Regions from separate parts of the Homo sapiens genome. Here region 1 is linked to region 2. Evidence: chromatin loops called from intact Hi-C (ENCODE). Cell type or tissue: MCF 10A. All regions are shown on one strand. Links, peaks and the distances in the headings refer to the core of each region. The heading gives the core; the rest is flanking DNA. Region 1 has its middle 190 kb from the start of LINC01911. Region 2 has its middle 150 kb from the start of LINC01911.

Region 1 (8,344 bases), core at 156-8,155, 49 kb after region 2:
TCATGCCTTCCCAACAGCCTCCCAAAGCCTTAACTCCTTCCAGCATTAACTCAAAAATCCAAGTATGGTCTTAAATGAGACAAGGCAAATCCCTTCCGTCTATCAGACTATCAAATCAAAAACAAGTTAGTTACTTCAAAGATACAATGGGGATACAGGCATTGGGTAAATGCTCCCATTCCAAAAGGGAGAAATTGGCCAAAACTAAGAGGCTAAAAGGCCCCATGTAAGTCTGAAACCCAGCAGGGCAGTCATGAAATCCTAAAGATTCCAAGCAGAAATCTTAGTGTTTCCTGATTTGTAAAACTAAACTCAGAACCTACTGTGTAAACCCATTAATGTATCAGATACTATTCACTTTCCATTTCTCAAGTAAATGACATTCATAGAAACTTCCAGGAAGTCTACACCAGCACATAAGGGAAGTTAAGTGGAGTGGCTTCCTTCTTCATAATTCTTAAGGATGTACATATCTTGTGCTGTGTGAACAGTTGTCTGAATATTTGGGGTTGGTCAGTATAGTCACCCTAAAATTTAAAGGGTTGGAGATAATCATCTTGAACTCTGAACTTTTAGTCTTACTATTTGTATTTGAACAATCAGATGAAGAAGTATCTAGCGAGAAAAAAATAAGTGATTTTAACAAGCTGCTATTAAAACAGACAGATGAGGACTAGAGAGAAGCCCTGACTTATGAACTAAGACACACAACCCCGCCAGGCTTTTCCTGCTTCTACCTGTATTGCTCATTTCCACTTTCAAAATACCCCACTAGTCTCTTCCACCTTCCTTCCTTGTCATTTCACTGCCATAAATTACATCACACATTAACCAGGTTAAAGTGCATGCATGTAAACACACACACACACACACACACACACACACACACACACACACACACATCATAGATGCCACTGAATTGGGGCTGAAGAGAAGAAACTTTGGAACTTCAAATAAGTTCTGGTTTCAGGTGGGGAAAAAAACATTAAAAAGATGAAGAGCTTAGCCCAGGAACAAATGCCCAGTAGTAACAGTGGGGCAGAAAGTATTAATATTCACGCTATTCATGTGCTCCTCTACACGTCTGGATGTCCTTGCAGTTGGTTCAGACCTGTAACGGAGCTCTGGCCTCTGTAAAATAGGCTGATAAGTGCTATGTCACATGTCCAGTCTGTCCCTCTTCTGTGGTATTTCTTTAACAGCTGGAATTGGAGGACTCTGAGATGACAGTGCAAACTGTTTCCCCTGTTGGAGAAGAGCTGCCCAACTTTCACAGGACCTTGTGTGAACAGAAATAAACTTGTATCTTGTACTTCCACTGAGATTTTAGCATTGTTTGTTTCAGTAGGTAATGTTAATTACTTTAAAACAAAATGCTTTGAAAATTAATGACATGTTTTCTGGAGCTGTTGGAGCCAGAGCCAAGTGCTGAAGCATACGAATCTGCAGCGTAAATTCAGAAAGTTCAGGATGTGAGGCTCCACAAGCTATATGGTGGGAATTGGAAGTTGACCTGCTTCTCTGGTGCTGTGCACACTTCCACATACCAACACCTCCAGCTGCCATCATTGCATCATTTACCTAAACTTATACACTTGGGTCAACAAGTCCCCTTTTTAGTAAAAAAAGTAGTTATGAAGAAATTGTTGGTTTTCTACACCATAGTGAGATTTATTTGGTTCTGATTGATTTGTTCTTAGCAAATGTTCTGAGAAAATTGAAAATTGAGGGATGAAAGAGCATAGATCCTTAAAAATAGCACGGTGGATGACGTGCCTGGGGATGAATGCCTTAGGGAAGGATAATGTGTGTTGGCGTGGGGAGAGTCACGGAGTGAAGGAAGAGAAAGCAGGGAGAGTTGCAGAAGGATACCCAGCTGCCAATCTCACAGATTTTACATTTTTGCTTAAGGCCATCTCTAGGAAACCGGAAAACCCATTCTCCCATTTAACTCTCAAGGCTGCTTGACTCCTATTCCCAGGTGGTCTGACAGCACACACTGCAGTTCTACTTCACGAATTGAGTAAGCTTTTGTTGGTTAGCCTGACACCCTAATGCCCAGTCAATACACTGTCTCTAGGAAAGAACACTTTCCAAATTCCAGACAAACAGTTTTAGAATACAAGCTATAAAGCCTATTCATAAAATTTGAAATTGTGCAAGAATCAATCCATATACTTCCTTGCCAACACCAAGACTAAATGGTTTGTCTTCACTGCACATCTTTTTGGATGACCTTTTAAAAGCTTATAATATTTTTTCTTTGGGTTAGCCCTAGATCTTTAATTTTAACCTGATTACATCTAGTTGAATGCATTTTAAAATTTAAATACTAAAAAAGTTAAATTCTAAAAAGGGGATTGTGAAGAAAACGTCCTGTGTCATGGATCAGAACATTACATAAGTAAGAAAAAATAATAATCAATTGTTGATGCCTAGCAAATATCTGTTGGAGGTGAAAGAGTTTATCCTTTAAGAGGGGAAAACCCATGCCAACATTTCTCTAAGAAGAGCTGCTAACAGATGCAGATTATAGTGAAAAGGTTCTTTGGGAGTTTCAGGGAGGAGTGAGGTAATTCACATACTGAAGAGGCAAATGGATAACTGTGTCTTGATAAATAAGAAGGCTGCACACTAAAGCAACTGAGGAAAGCTTCCTTTTCTATGGTTCCTTCATCCAGAAACACGAGCAAGAGCTGCTTTCTATAACTAATGTCAAATTCATACAAAAAGATAAAGAAATGTTGTAGAAGGTGGCAGGTTGACGTGGGGATTCCCTGTTTCAAAGCCTTCAATTTCATCCGAGTACTACAAATATGTCATAACAGTAGCAAGGACCTTATCTCCTTATTGGCAGGAACTCAAGTCGTGTAGCGGAGAACACACACCTCTGAGAGATGATATCACAAATGAAGTGCTCACGTTGTTTCTAAATACCAGGCTCAGATGCACAAAGGCAGGGCTGGCCCTCAGCAAAGTCAGTCAATTCTGCTTTTCTAACAATTTTTACCACCATCCCAACTTCTCTGAGCCTGACATAGCACTACTACTTCTCTAACCTAACTGTAAAGTACTCAGAGATCCCAGGTCATCTGGGAAACATACAACTGTATTTGGGTAAAATTTGCCACATGTAATTAAACATGGGCAGTGTACTGAAAGAGCCAACCTAGGAAGGTTGTCAAAGTTTTACAATTGCCCTGAGAGTGAACTCAGGTTCCTGAAACCTGACACTTAACTGAGTTCTTTATTAGTCAGCTTTAGCTTCTTCCCTGGATTATTGTTTTAAGAACACCCAAGAAAGACTTCTGAGCTTCCCTTTGTAGCCAAGCTCTGCTTCTCAAAATAAACCATTTCTTGCAAGCATAATATTGATGTAGCAACTGTTGATGTCTCTCTGTTCCTTCCTTTGGAATTAAATCTTTCATATCCCTGGTCTCACTTATTCAGAATCCTAGTCTTTGACAAGTTATTGTAGAAATGAGTCATTCCAATACCTGCATTTATCCAGTTGAAAGCCATACATCTTCTGAATGTTATTTCCATTAAACTAAATTAATTAGGTAGGCATTAATTGCTTGCTACAAGTCAGGAACTGATTTGGGAAAGTGGGGGAATATAAAAAAAATTATAAGTTTATCTATGCCCCAAACAGTTTATATTTGTGGTAACCAGACACATTCTAGGGAAATAATTTATTAACGTGGATTAACTTGAATGGGTCAAAGTACTCCAAGCATATTTCTTGAATGAATGAACAAACAACAAATAACTGCTCTAACGAGCAACCCTGATAACAGGGTTAGCAAGGAAGTACCTAACATTATGTTATCGCAGCATGGGTAAACAAAGTTATCTGAAATTAAGAAAGTTCATTCCACTTACATGGCACAACTTTCTGCCCCAGGAAGTGACTGTGAATCCTTCATGGCTGCCTCTGTCTACAGGAACTTAAAATTGAACACAGAAAGTCACATTTGCCCATCCTTGGCATAGTCCCCCATCCTAGATCTACTGCTGCCTGCTGAGCAAGGTCTTTGAAATCCTTGCCATCCCAGACCACTTTTGGGTGCAGAGAAGTATCTTTGTAGTGCATCAGAAAATTGTGACTATAACTTAAAGACTAGATCAAATAGTTAAAAATATAGTTTACCCGGGCACTGGATAAATTAAACTCCTCTCAGTTACTAAAAGAACATGTTGTATTGGGCTGCATTATTGGATATGCTATCTGGTCTCCTCGTGGTGAATAGAGTTCAATGTGCTCCTCAAATAATACAAATGCTTAGCTCTTCCTCATTCCAGAGTAGTAATACTGTGTTCAATATCTTGTCTTCATCTTCATACTGACCTGAGCTTAGCAGCTCATCTTTTGTCTGATTCTACTGATTTTTGTAAAGTTCAAATTAGGTCCAATTGCTACATAAATACATAATCATTACATAATTTGGATTGGAATCATTCTAGTTGAAAGTGCTGGCCAGACACAGCATGTGGTTGAATACCTTCTCGTCTGTCTACTAACATAATTTTCCTTAGTACCTTGCCTCTCTTAGAAGGTTTTCTTAATGCTAAATGTTTGTGGGATTTTTCATCACCTCCTTAATTTGTTAATCATTTAAGTTCCCCATGTTGCCTTTTCATTCAAACAGGAGTTTCCTATATGCATCCTCTTAATTCTTCACGCTGTTACTGCTGATAAAGGGCTTTGCACTGTTTCTTTCTCTGTATATCTAATTAATGACTTTCTTTCTTAGCACAGCTTCTGGGCCTGTTTAATAATTTTCTTCAAACAAGTCCAGTGGTCTCATTCACCACTGCCATTCTGACATTTCTTCAAAAATCCTTTAGCCCTATTTCTAAATCAGTCATCAAAATCAACGAATACATCTTGGGGTCCTTCCCAAGGCCTGGGATTCAAGATTCCTACAACATAATCTGTCTGAACTTTTGCCCACATTTTCTGTTGATGAATCATCACAATGGTTTTATAGTTCCATAGGAAGCTTCTGTAGCTCTTCTAGATTTTCTTACTTGCATTGAGGACCTTAGGAAAATCAATTTAACATACTTAATATATCAAGCTAGGGCCACCTATCTAATATAAAATTGCCATAAACCAGGAAATAATTTCTGGGTTTTAGAAGTATGCAAATAAAAACTTCACACGTTTTGATCTATAAAAAGATTAAGTGTTCACATAACTTCTTGGAGTCTTCAACATGTAAGGAATTTTGATTCAAGTTGTGCCCCAAGGGAAAGAAGATTAGACTGTGTAGGGCAAGGGCCACCCTGGGCAAAGTTGCTGAAAAATATCCAATGAACTTGGTGTATCTCATGGCCCTGAGACCTCGCTCTCTCTACCAGCCCTACCCATTGACAGAAGGGAGAAGGATATTTGGTATCAGAGGTCATGCCTAACCAGAATCTCTTCCATTAAGAAGCCAACTATTTGCTTAAATCATCACCTTACTATGAGAAAAATGAAAATATTAAGGATGAAGCAGCTTAAGATATTTTTATTCTTCTCTTACTCTCCCAACATGTGGACTGAGAGATGACTAGGCAAATCACAACATTTAAGTTTGTAGAATTATAGGAATCACATTGTTCTTCAGAATATATGGGGATACTGTGATTACCCAAAGAGAAAAATGAATGTAAGGTAGCATCAAACACTATTTGAACATAAGCATGTACATACATGTGAAAACAAGATATTGTTTTTATGAATGCTAATATAACTGCAGAAAAATGTATTTTAAGTTTTTTTTAGTAGGATGGATAGACAACAATCATCTAAGATCTTCATGAGTCTCTCATTTGACATACAGTTCATCCAGGTCTCAAAGGCAGGAAGGGAGAGCTGCAGTTGGAAGAGGAGAAGAAAGAAATAACCCACTCAGGTGTGTTCAGAGACAAATCAACAAAATCAACCAAATCAGGGTATTTCTTAGGTGCAGGGTTGTAATACACAGGTAGGCACCTAAGAAAAGAACAAACAAAAGTTCAAAATAGCAAATTAACACTGTTTGGGTTTTGATGGGAAGTAAGTTTAGAAGGGAATGGAGAGAACTTGTTAGTGTTCAGGAACCTAGTTTACAACATGCAGATGAAAATTGAGCCTATCAATTGGAATTCACTCTGACCATGCTGGAAATGGATATTATGATACTTATTTTATCATCCTCAAAATTTCCAAAAGAATTCTACCACACTAAGCAGCACACTGAAGAAAATGATTTCCAAAATAATTCTACCACACTAAGCAGCACACTGAAGAAAATGTGACAAAATGAACAATATGATTTACTTTGCTTGTATTCACAGGATATTGGCTACCTTATTCTGTTTCCTACTGGTTGCCATTTAGATAAAATTTACAGGTTGATTCAGCTGACAGGAATTATAAACAAAAGTGGCATTTTTTTAAGCTCATAGTCTTGTTTTATAGATTTGCATTTGCCTATTAGAGACATTCTCAGTTTTCCATATTTTATTCTAGGGAGAGCAAAGAATAATAAATATGACAGAAAATACTGTTTTATAAGAAATATGAAGTTTTATTTCTTCAGAGCTAGATCTGTGAGAATCAGCTGAACTTAGAATGGGAAAATTTGCATTGATATAATAGGAAATTATATAGAAAGGCTTTCTAGAGAAGCAGATTGGGGGTAGGGGGATGGATACCAAACTCCAGACTGATGAGGAAAAACACAAGGTCATTCTAGCAATACATTCTGCACCCACACATGTAGCACATATAGTCAAGTTCAGTAAGAAAAAAAGATTCTCCCATTGTCATTTAAGAAACTCAGACTCTTGGCCGGGCGTGGTGGCTCACCCCTGTAATCCCAGCACTTTTGGAGGCCAAGCCAGGCAGATTGCCTGAGGTCAGGAGTTCGAGACCAGCCTGCCCAACACGGTAAAACCATGTCTCTACTAAAAATACAAAAAATTAGCCAGGTGTGGTGGCGGGTGCTTGTAATCCCAGCTACTCGGGAGGCTGAGGCAGGAGAATCGCTTGAATCCAAGAGGTGGAGGTTGCAGTGAGCCGAGATCTTGTCACTGCACTCCAGCCTGGGTGACAAGAACAAAACTCCATCTCAAAAAAAAAAGGAAGGAAGGAAGGAACGAAGGAAGGAAGGAAGAAAAGAAGGAAAGAAAGAAAGAGAAAGAAAGGAAGGAAGGAAGGAAAGAAAAGAAAAGAAAAAAGAAAAAGAAAGAAAGAAAGAAAGAAAGGAAGAAAGAAAGAAAGAAAGAAAGAAAGAAAGAAAGAAAGAAAGAAAGAAAGAAAGAAAGAAAGAAAGAGAAAGAAAGAAAGAAAGAAAGAATCTAACTCAGACTCTCAGGGTGAATTCTTGAGTTTTTTTTTTTTGTTTGCTTCTTCGTTTTGTTTTGTTTTTTATGTCTATCACAGAGAGAATAGAAACACTTGAAACATACTGAAATTTGGCCATGTCCAGTTCATCCAGTTGCCCCAAAGTTGTATCTCCTTGTGAGCAAAACAGCTGTTGTTGTTTATTTATTTACTGTAAAAAATACAGTAAATAAATGAATTTAAATGGTCTCTTGTCAGTAACCAATGAGTTTGATTCACATTTAAAGTGAGTTGACTCAATTTTCTGACAATATGGAGATGGCCATTGATATTTTTTATAGCGACAAAAGTACACTCATGTTTTCCATGTGATCCCATCTAGAGTGTTAAAGTATTAAAGATGATGTGGTTAAGGTAAGGCTTATGGCATTTCTACTGCCATGCAAAGGAGCATGGAGTAAACAATTTGTATTAGTTTGTTTTCACACTGCTATAAAGATACTACCCAAGACTGGGCAATTTATAAAGAAAAGAGGTGCTCACGGTTCTGCATGGCTGGGGAGGGCTCAGGAAACTTACAATCATGGTGGAAGGGGAAGCAGGCACCTTCTTCACAAGGCAGCAAGAGAGAAAGAAGTGCAAGCAGGAGAAATGCCAGGCACTTATAAAACCATCAGAGCCCATGAGAACTCACTATCACAAAAACAGCACAGGGAAACTGCCCCCATGATCCAATCATCTCCCACTAGGTCTCTTCCTCAGCACCTGGGGATTATAATTCAAGATGAGAATTGTAATCATACAATCATACAATTGTACAATCATACAATCATGTAATCCCCAGCACCTGGGGATTACAATCAAGATGAGAATTGTAATCATACAATCATACAATTGTACAATCATACAATCATACAATTGTAATCATACAATTACATATGTAATCATACAATCATACATACAGAGCCTAACCATATCACTATTTAACACCTGAAAGAAAATCAATCAGATATAAAGGAAAAT
Region 2 (8,344 bases), core at 270-8,269:
GTTCACCCTTTATGGCCTTTCAGCCTTGTTCAATCAGCATTTATCCCTGGAGCTCAAATCATCATCACATAAGGCTATATTCCATCAGTGCTCCCATAATCCCGGGGCAAGGGAGCCCCTGTTAAAACCGGAAACAAATGCTTCGTGTGTTTGAGCTAATGAGGTACCAACTTTTACCCTATGACAATTGACATTCATAATGTACCTATCTGACTGACCTGAGCACATTTTAGAGAAAACCAGGGTAAACTGGATTCTTAATAGCACATTTAACAGAAGTCAGTCAATGGAGGTTAACATAATTCTCAGTATGCAGTTTTAAATTGTAAACAGTTTTAGAGTGACCATTTCCATAACAGACAGGACTGATGTGCCACACAATGGGCTTTTGGCCTTCCTAGCAGATGGGCCTCCTTTGGTTTTGGTCCTGAAGACAGCATTAGTTGAAAGTGCATTCAGTTCAGAATAGAATGGCATTTTTTTTTTTTTTTTTTTTTGGTGGAAAAGCTGGCTTATTGTTTGATTCAGACAAAGAATCCTTTATCTGTTGAGTGACTTGTCATCTTATGTAGATGTAAGCTATGTAAAGAATGACTTTTCATTAAAGCAAGTTTAGCATATTTGCAATTGTCTTTGGTCAGATGGGAAAGTTTTGGGCTGAAATAGTGGAATTATATCCTGTGGTTTATGCAATCCACAAGTTGATTCTATGTGGGAAAGGAAAAATAATAAGAAGAAAAGAGTTTTGTTTTTTGTTTTCTGTTGTTTTTTTTTCCCCTTGGCTCCGCAGAATAACTGTGCCAAGCAGCAATTTTAGAACACATTGAGGAAAATCCACTACTTGTACAGGTGGCAAAATTCACCAAGTTATATAGGGACAAATTCCTGAATTTGGCTCACTCTACATTTTAAAAAATTATTATTTTCTTGCCAAGATTCTGCCATTTTCCTGTGGACTAAGAGGTATCAGTCCTCATTAAACTCTCCAATGCTGCTTCTGACATCTTTCCCTGAATCTACTGCTTGCAAATAAACTTTATAGTGTCCCTGCATGCTCCAAATCATCTTGTATACAGCATTCTTGTTGCTTCCTTTTTCACTGCCAACAATATGGTGTCCTCTGCAGGCCAAGAACTTCTACAATTGAACAAATCAACTGGAGAAGGTCTGACAAATGGTGGCACAGCCCTGTGGACAAGAACTATTTTTCCCAAGCACAACCCTAACCATTGAGAATCCTTCAAAATTCTCAGTATTTCCTGTCCTATGTGTGCTCTTTCACCATTGGTATCTGATATGGTTTGGCTGTGTCCCCACTCAAATCTCATCTTGAATTGTAGTTCCTGTAATCCCCATGTGTCATGGGAGGGACCAGGTGGAGATAATTAAATCATGGGGGTGATTTCCCCCATCCTATTCTCATGATAGTGAGTTAGTTCTCATGAGATCTGATGGTTTTATAAGGGGCTTCCTCCTTTGCTGAGCACTTAGTTTTCTCTCTCTTGCTGCCATGTGAAGAAGGAAGTGTTTGCTTCCCCTTCTGCCATGATTGTAAGTTTCCTGAGGCCTCTCCAGCCATTTGGTACTGTGAGTCAATTAAACCTCCTTCCTTTATAAATTACCCAGTCTCAGGTATATCTTTATTAGCAGTGTGAGAATGAACAAATACAGTATCACTGGAGAATTGGGGAAGCCATTAAGAAACCCATTCCAATTTGAATGAATCAAACCATTTTGCACTATTCTACCCTGCCAAATAGCCCCACTAAGTGCCATAGGAAGGTGGAAAGAGCTCAACAGAGCAGTCTTGAAACATATATCTCCTAGAAGGGGCCAAAGACCCAGAGATAACCTCGTTTCTGCCCAGGGACCTCAAGCACCTCCATCCTCTCAAGCAGCTCAACCTACATCTCAAGCTGTAGGTAATGTGCTACATGCCTCCATCAGGAGCTACACATTTCACATTGACACAATTTTGAACATCAGAACACCAGAAGTCATGGGGCAGGGTAAAAAAAAATTACGGTAGAGAAATTATGATAGAGAAATATGGCCTGTCCTGGTGGGATTTCTCCATGATTTCTGTATTGCTACAGAACAACTAGAATATTTCACACTTTACATAACGAACTTTGTTTTCTTTTACATTTTCTATTTGATGTCATTTCAGTTCCCCTTTTCCCCCTTTCCTGATGTTTAATGCTATGCTTTGAACTTATGTTATGAGACACATTATAAAGTAAGGATCATGTATTATGGAATAATCTTTCTCTTTGTGTCTCTCTCTGCCTCAGAACTAAGCCACCCATGGGCCAGATTGATGTCTCTTTCTAGGAATAGAAAGAGGACCTGCAGCAGACAAGTTCTAGACTTTTCCTTCTGCTCCTCTTAATAGTTACCTATAACGATGTCCTGTTCTCACGTTGTAATCACCAGCTCGGTGTATCAACTCATTTGCTAAAACATATTCTCAGGCCGGGCGTGGTGGCTCAAGCCTGTAATCCCAGCACTTTGGGAGGCCAAGGCCAGCAGATCACGAGGTCAGGAGATCGAGACCATCCTGGCTGACACGGTGAAACCCCGTCTCTACTAAAAATACAAGGAATGAGCCAGACGTGGTGGTGGGCACCTGTGGTCCCAGCTACTCGGGAGGCTGAGGCAGGAGAATGGTGTGAGCCCGGAAGGCGGAGCTTGCAGTGAGCCAAGATAGCACCACTGCACTCCAGCCTGGGTGACAGAGCGAGACTCCATCTGTAAAAAAGAAACAAAACAAAACAAAAAACAAAAAGAAAAAACTCACCCACAAATAGCATAATGCAATGAAAATATACCTATCTCCATCAAAGAAATCCCTCACAGAAGTTTCTCTTTGAAGTGGATGTCAGTGTCCATTATGATAGATGGATACTGGAGACAGTTGTAGTTCAGGCATTTTCTTAGAACTCTGGATTAAATAATGTAAGAATCTACTAATCCCTGTTCTGATGCATATCTGTCATAAAATTCTTTTATCTCCATGGCAAGAATATTTACTTCCTGAGTTAATTCACCAAAATACAATTAAAACACAATTCACTAATCATCAGGCATAGCCTTTTAATTAGATCAGACTGAATTACTGTAGGAATGTTAAATTGTTTCTTCTAGTTCAATGGTTCTCAAGTTTAGTGTGCATCAGAATCACCTGGAAAGCTTATTAAAACACAGATTGCTGGGTCCTATTCCTAGAGATTTTAATTCAGTAGGTCTGGGGTGGGTCCCTATAATTTACAATTCTAACAAGTTCCCAGGTAATGATGCTGCTGGCCCTAGGTCCATAGTTTGAGAACAACTGGTTGACTACATAAGCAAAAAGGGTTAAGAGTGAAGAATTTAGTGGTATTATACTTGGTATTTTCAAATTCCAATATCAACCATGATAAGCTTTGCATAGCTTAGTAACTTACTAACATAAACCACATATTACATTTAAGTTTGTATTGTTAACTGAAATTAGATTATTTTTGTTTGGATAATCTTAACTCTGTGTACACAAGTTCACAGGAAAATCACTGGATACTTCTTCATATTGTTCTTTAAGGTACCCTCTATAAGGTGATTAATTTATTTTCAAATTTCTCCTTGTGTTCTATTTGAATTTGCCAACATAAGCTCTTTTTTTTTCTTTATAAAGAATTCTGGTTACATGGGTGATTGTGAAATCATTTGGAAATGATGCCCTGTTTTCATCCTAGCTGTCAGCTATAATACTCTTAAGATAACACAGGCCCCTAAAAGGGAAAGAGACTGAGGGCAATTGGGCAATCAGTTACTCATCTTTGCACACCCCATCCCCACTCTGAAATTGTACACCACAGACAATTGTACACCACGGTTATTTTAATTATCACTTGAATTCCTTCTTGATGTTTTAAACATAATTTTTTTTTTTTGAGACAAGGTCTTGAGACAAAGTCTTGCCCTGTTGCCCAGGCTGGAGTGCAGTGGTGCAATCATGACTCAACTGAAGCCTCAATCTTCTGAGCACAAGTGATCCTCCCAAGCTCACGCAATCCTCACTTCAGCCTCCTGAGTAGTGAGGACTACAGGCACAGTGTACCACATGTCCAGCTAGTTTTAAAAAATTTTTGTAGTGATGGGGTCTTGCTATGTTGCCCTGGCTATTTACATACTTTTTAATTCCAGTAATCATAATATTATACCTCATAAACATGATCCTCAGAACTCATGAGGTTCCTCCCTCCCTCCACCAAAGGAAAGTAGAATTAGGGAGGCCAAATGCTTTAACCTTTGGAGACAGCAGTTTCTTGCAAATATTTCTACTAGAAGGCTTTTCACTCTGTCATAAAATGGATGAAGGAGAAATTCCATTCTGTTTCTCACTACTAATATTAGCACTTCTCTACAATGTCATTGATCAAATAAAATGCCAAGTTGAGATCACGTTATAACTTTCAAAACAACAGCACTGCAAAACTCATATAATTGTGTTGGATAAACAGGTAATGTTATTACATGTCATGTAGTAAGAAACTACTATTTTCTGCCTTTGTGCAGGTGAGTGCTTAAAATATGCAGCACCCATGTTAATCAATCTTAATTTTGAGAATATTTAAAAATAGACATTTCATTCCAGAAAACTTGGAAAATATAAAAAAGCACAGGGAGTAAAAATAAAAATCATCTGTAAACTCTACACTCAGAGATAAGTATGCACTTTATACAAGGAAGTTAAAACAAAAAAAGGACCAGAAGAGAATATTTCACTGAAAACAGTTGTTGAGTTCAGATTACTACCCTGTTAGGGAAAAGGAAAAGAAGTATTTCCCTTCTTTTTCTTTTTTTCTTTTTTCTTTCTTTCTTTTTTTTTTTTTTTTTTTTTGAGAAGGAGTCTCGCTCCATTGCCCAGGCTGAAGTACAGAGGCATAATCTGGGCTCACTGCGGCCTCCGCCTCCCGGGTTCAAGCGATTCTTCCACCTTAGCCTCCTGAATAGCTAGGATTACAGGCACCTGCCACCACGCCCAGCTAATTTTTTGTATTTTTGGTAGAGATAGCGTTTCACTATGTTGGCCAGGCTGGTCTCGAACTCCTGACCTCAGGTGATCCTCCTGCCTCCATCTCCAAAAGTGCTGGGATTACAGGCACAAGCCACCGTGCCCAGCCCGAAGTACTTCCCTTCTATCTCAAGAAGTGAGAAGGCTTTAAAAGGACCTGGTGGTATTTGATATGTGTTTTCTGAGATGTGAGAGCACACAGGGACTGGTGCTTGAAATTCACCAAGAATTGAGATGACTAAATGCAAGTCTGTGACAGGAGAAAATGAGGATGACAGTGGGAACTACTCCTCTGTTTCGTATGGCAAGAGCACATGAACTCCCCTGAGGCCCAAGTGGATCCTACTAGAGGAAACTGGGATGGAGATGCCTTGAAGGCATCTCAGCAATAAGCGGCTGTGGGATGTACCATCAGGGGCAGGAGCTAGGGGGACAGTGCTGTGCCATGTTAGAGACCTATACCACCTAAACGACCCCGTAGTGAACATCCAGAGAACATCAACAGTTTCCAGGAAGGGACTATTCTAGATACCCACCTATTTAGATACCAAAGTTTGCCAATGCCAAGTTATAAAAATGTCTGTAAAGTAACAACTTCCCTGCCTTTCACTTCTCCTTTTCCAGCCTTATTAAGAGGGTTTAAGAAGTCTTGGCAAAGGAGGTGGGAGGAGAAGAGAAAGAGAATGCCAGGGAAGGAGAAGGCTGACCACCCCTGGTTCTCATCAGAAGTCTCTAGACTCAGCAGAGGAAAATAAATATCTTCAATTCTACATGTAGTTCAGAATTTTCACTGTGGAAATGGTCATTTTAATTATTAAAATTAGATGGCAGCTAAAAGTAATTATGGGCCTTTTTATTATCAAAATATGACCAGAAAACTCATGGACCTCCCCTGGACTTCATCCAAGGAATGGGAGAAAACTGTTAGGTTGATGCAAAAGTAGCCACAGTTTTTGCCATTAAAAGTAATGGCATTAAAAGTAATGGTAAAAAACTGCAATTACTTTTGTACCAACCTAATATCTTATCCAGAGGAAAGGGACAAAGCTGCTTTCTCTTAATCCCTGTGGAATCCTGCTCTTTGAATGTAATGAGAATACATTACATTCCAAAATATAGTTGTGCCAAAATATATTGAACTAGTCTTCTAATTTGTTTCTTGTTCACCATCTTTTCTTGAAAGTTCCCATAATTTAGACACTATTTCTTCTCTTCAATTCTTGTTTCATCACATTGAAAGTCATGAAATTATTTCTTATTTAAAACAAACATTAAAAATAACATTTAAACATAGTGCCTGAAACATAAATATAGTAGATGATCAATAAAGGTATGTCTGAATAAACAGAATGAACAAAAGCACATTTCTTTCTGCTTAACAGTTGCTGCATGACAAAATTTAAAAAGGAAACAAAATCCTTTCAGTATTACCTAAATTTAAAATAAGCACTCAGTTATTCTTCATTTTTAAAGCCTTCCATTTTAATCTATCAAAAAAATTAAGGTACAAACTATTCTGTAGGGGTTCTAGAAGTATAATCATGCTGTATCATAGCTGTGTGATGAGATAGCACAGGCAGAAGCTTTCTGCACTAAAAGATAACTAAGAAACCCAAAATAGGGATAGAATAGGGATCAAACTGTTGAAGGCTAAGAACAGGTTAACAGTACTAGTTTCTAGAGTAAGTGGGTGAGGGGTCGTGGCTAGAGTGAAACACTTAGCTGCCAAGAGAAGTCACAGTTTGAACAAATCAAGAACTTAGTCTTGGGTTATTCAGAGTCACAGAACTAATAGGCACAAAGCAAGGGATGAGGCTGTGGAATTAGAGTGAGTGCTCATCATGGTTATGGGTATCACACATCAATTCCTTAGGAGGACCCAAATTTATACTCTCATGACAGGTACTTTGTCTATTTCAAGCGTTATTTTATGAGAACAATTGTCTGATACCAAGGCCTTGTGTAAGGACAGTAAGAAGCTCTCACCTCTGTGGGGATTTTGATCTACCTTTATCATCATGCATTTGTGAAATCAATTTAAAAATCAGTTTAGCACTGGACAGCAAAAGAGGAACGAAGCAGAGAAAGGTGATGTCTCAAGTATCAAGGGGTAAGTGACAGGGTATTGCTTTTGTGACTAAGGAAATAGGAGGGGGAAGCTCCAAGGACAACTGCCTTGGCAACATCCTTGCTTCTTCCTTCCAGGCCAGATCACCCTCACACTCTAGCTGCCCTCCCTGGAAAGCTGAAGAGTCCCAGACTGAAGAGTTAGGCTAATTGCACTGGTTCAGGTGGTGATTAATTTATAATTCCTAATGGAAAATTGTTGCTACAAAATCATTCACATCACAAAAGAGCCACAGATAACCGTCTAAGATATACGAATAGGAAATGATTGCAGCCAAATTCGGATCATTTCCAACAGTATAACATTTTTTTCTTGGATTACAAAGAGAATTTTATGACACTGGCAGGCACATAACTTTCTCCAGCATTCTAAGCGTCTTCCTGTCTTTCTTGTTCCCACACGTTAAATCAGCAGTGCATGACTTACAATTTGACTTGCTTCCTTTTTCGCAAAGTAGTCAGAACATGATTCCATTCATGAGTGACCTTTCTCCTCCCTCTCAGATGCTGATTTGGGCAACATTCAGATCACTTTTATTTCATCTTGAGAGATAAAAATTTGGTTGCCCCAGGAGTGGGAGAACTTAATGACTGTTTCAGTAAAGCATTTACTGAGTCAGTATTCAAAGCCATCTGAAATAGTTGGCAGAGTTAAACAATAAATGGCATTACTTTAATAAACTGGGAGGGAATAAGACTGTCCCATTGTGCCTAGCAACTGTTAAACATTATGTTCTTTCTTGGAATCTAACAATGCAATCTTTGTTTCATTCAGTACTCTGCATTGTCTCTTAAAAACAAATCTTAAGAAATTGTGTAAGTATATTAAGAACATAAATGTATGTGTGTATGTGTATATATATATTTGTACACACACACATATTCATAGGCATATAAAACAAATGAATGCCACTTTTTAGATCCAATCACCTGTCCAACCCATAAATAGATAACCATGCATCGGAATAACCAGGTTTATATCTGCTGTGATGAGTGTACACAACAAAAGCAATATAAGAAGACAAAAAATGATGAAAAAGAAACAGAATAATAAATTGCTAAGAGTCTAGGCTTTGGATTTACAGGTAATTCTGTCATGCACAAATAAGACTTTAACTTCTTTACTCTTTTTAGATATAAAATGGGGATGTACTAGGAGCT

Evidence for each region. Hi-C counts contacts between places; a loop is a spot of excess contacts. Peaks named below come from ENCODE experiments on the same cell type or tissue, not always from the same donor. Only the 100,000 strongest peaks of a DNase experiment are listed, where the experiment ranks them.
Region 1: it touches region 2 in a loop (2.8-fold over the local background); 4 of 110 quality-filtered maps call a loop at or near these places.

Annotation. Positions count from the first base shown.
Region 1 is chr2:147,028,290-147,036,633 of GRCh38, forward strand. No RefSeq gene overlaps it. Among named protein-coding and RNA genes, the nearest start is that of LINC01911, 190 kb to the left of the region's middle. In MCF 10A, for the core only: no CTCF peak of the experiment used is centred there; a DNase peak (open chromatin) is centred at 3,262.
Region 2 is chr2:146,978,723-146,987,066 of GRCh38, forward strand. No RefSeq gene overlaps it. Among named protein-coding and RNA genes, the nearest start is that of LINC01911, 150 kb to the left of the region's middle. In MCF 10A, for the core only: no CTCF peak of the experiment used is centred there; a DNase peak (open chromatin) is centred at 3,889.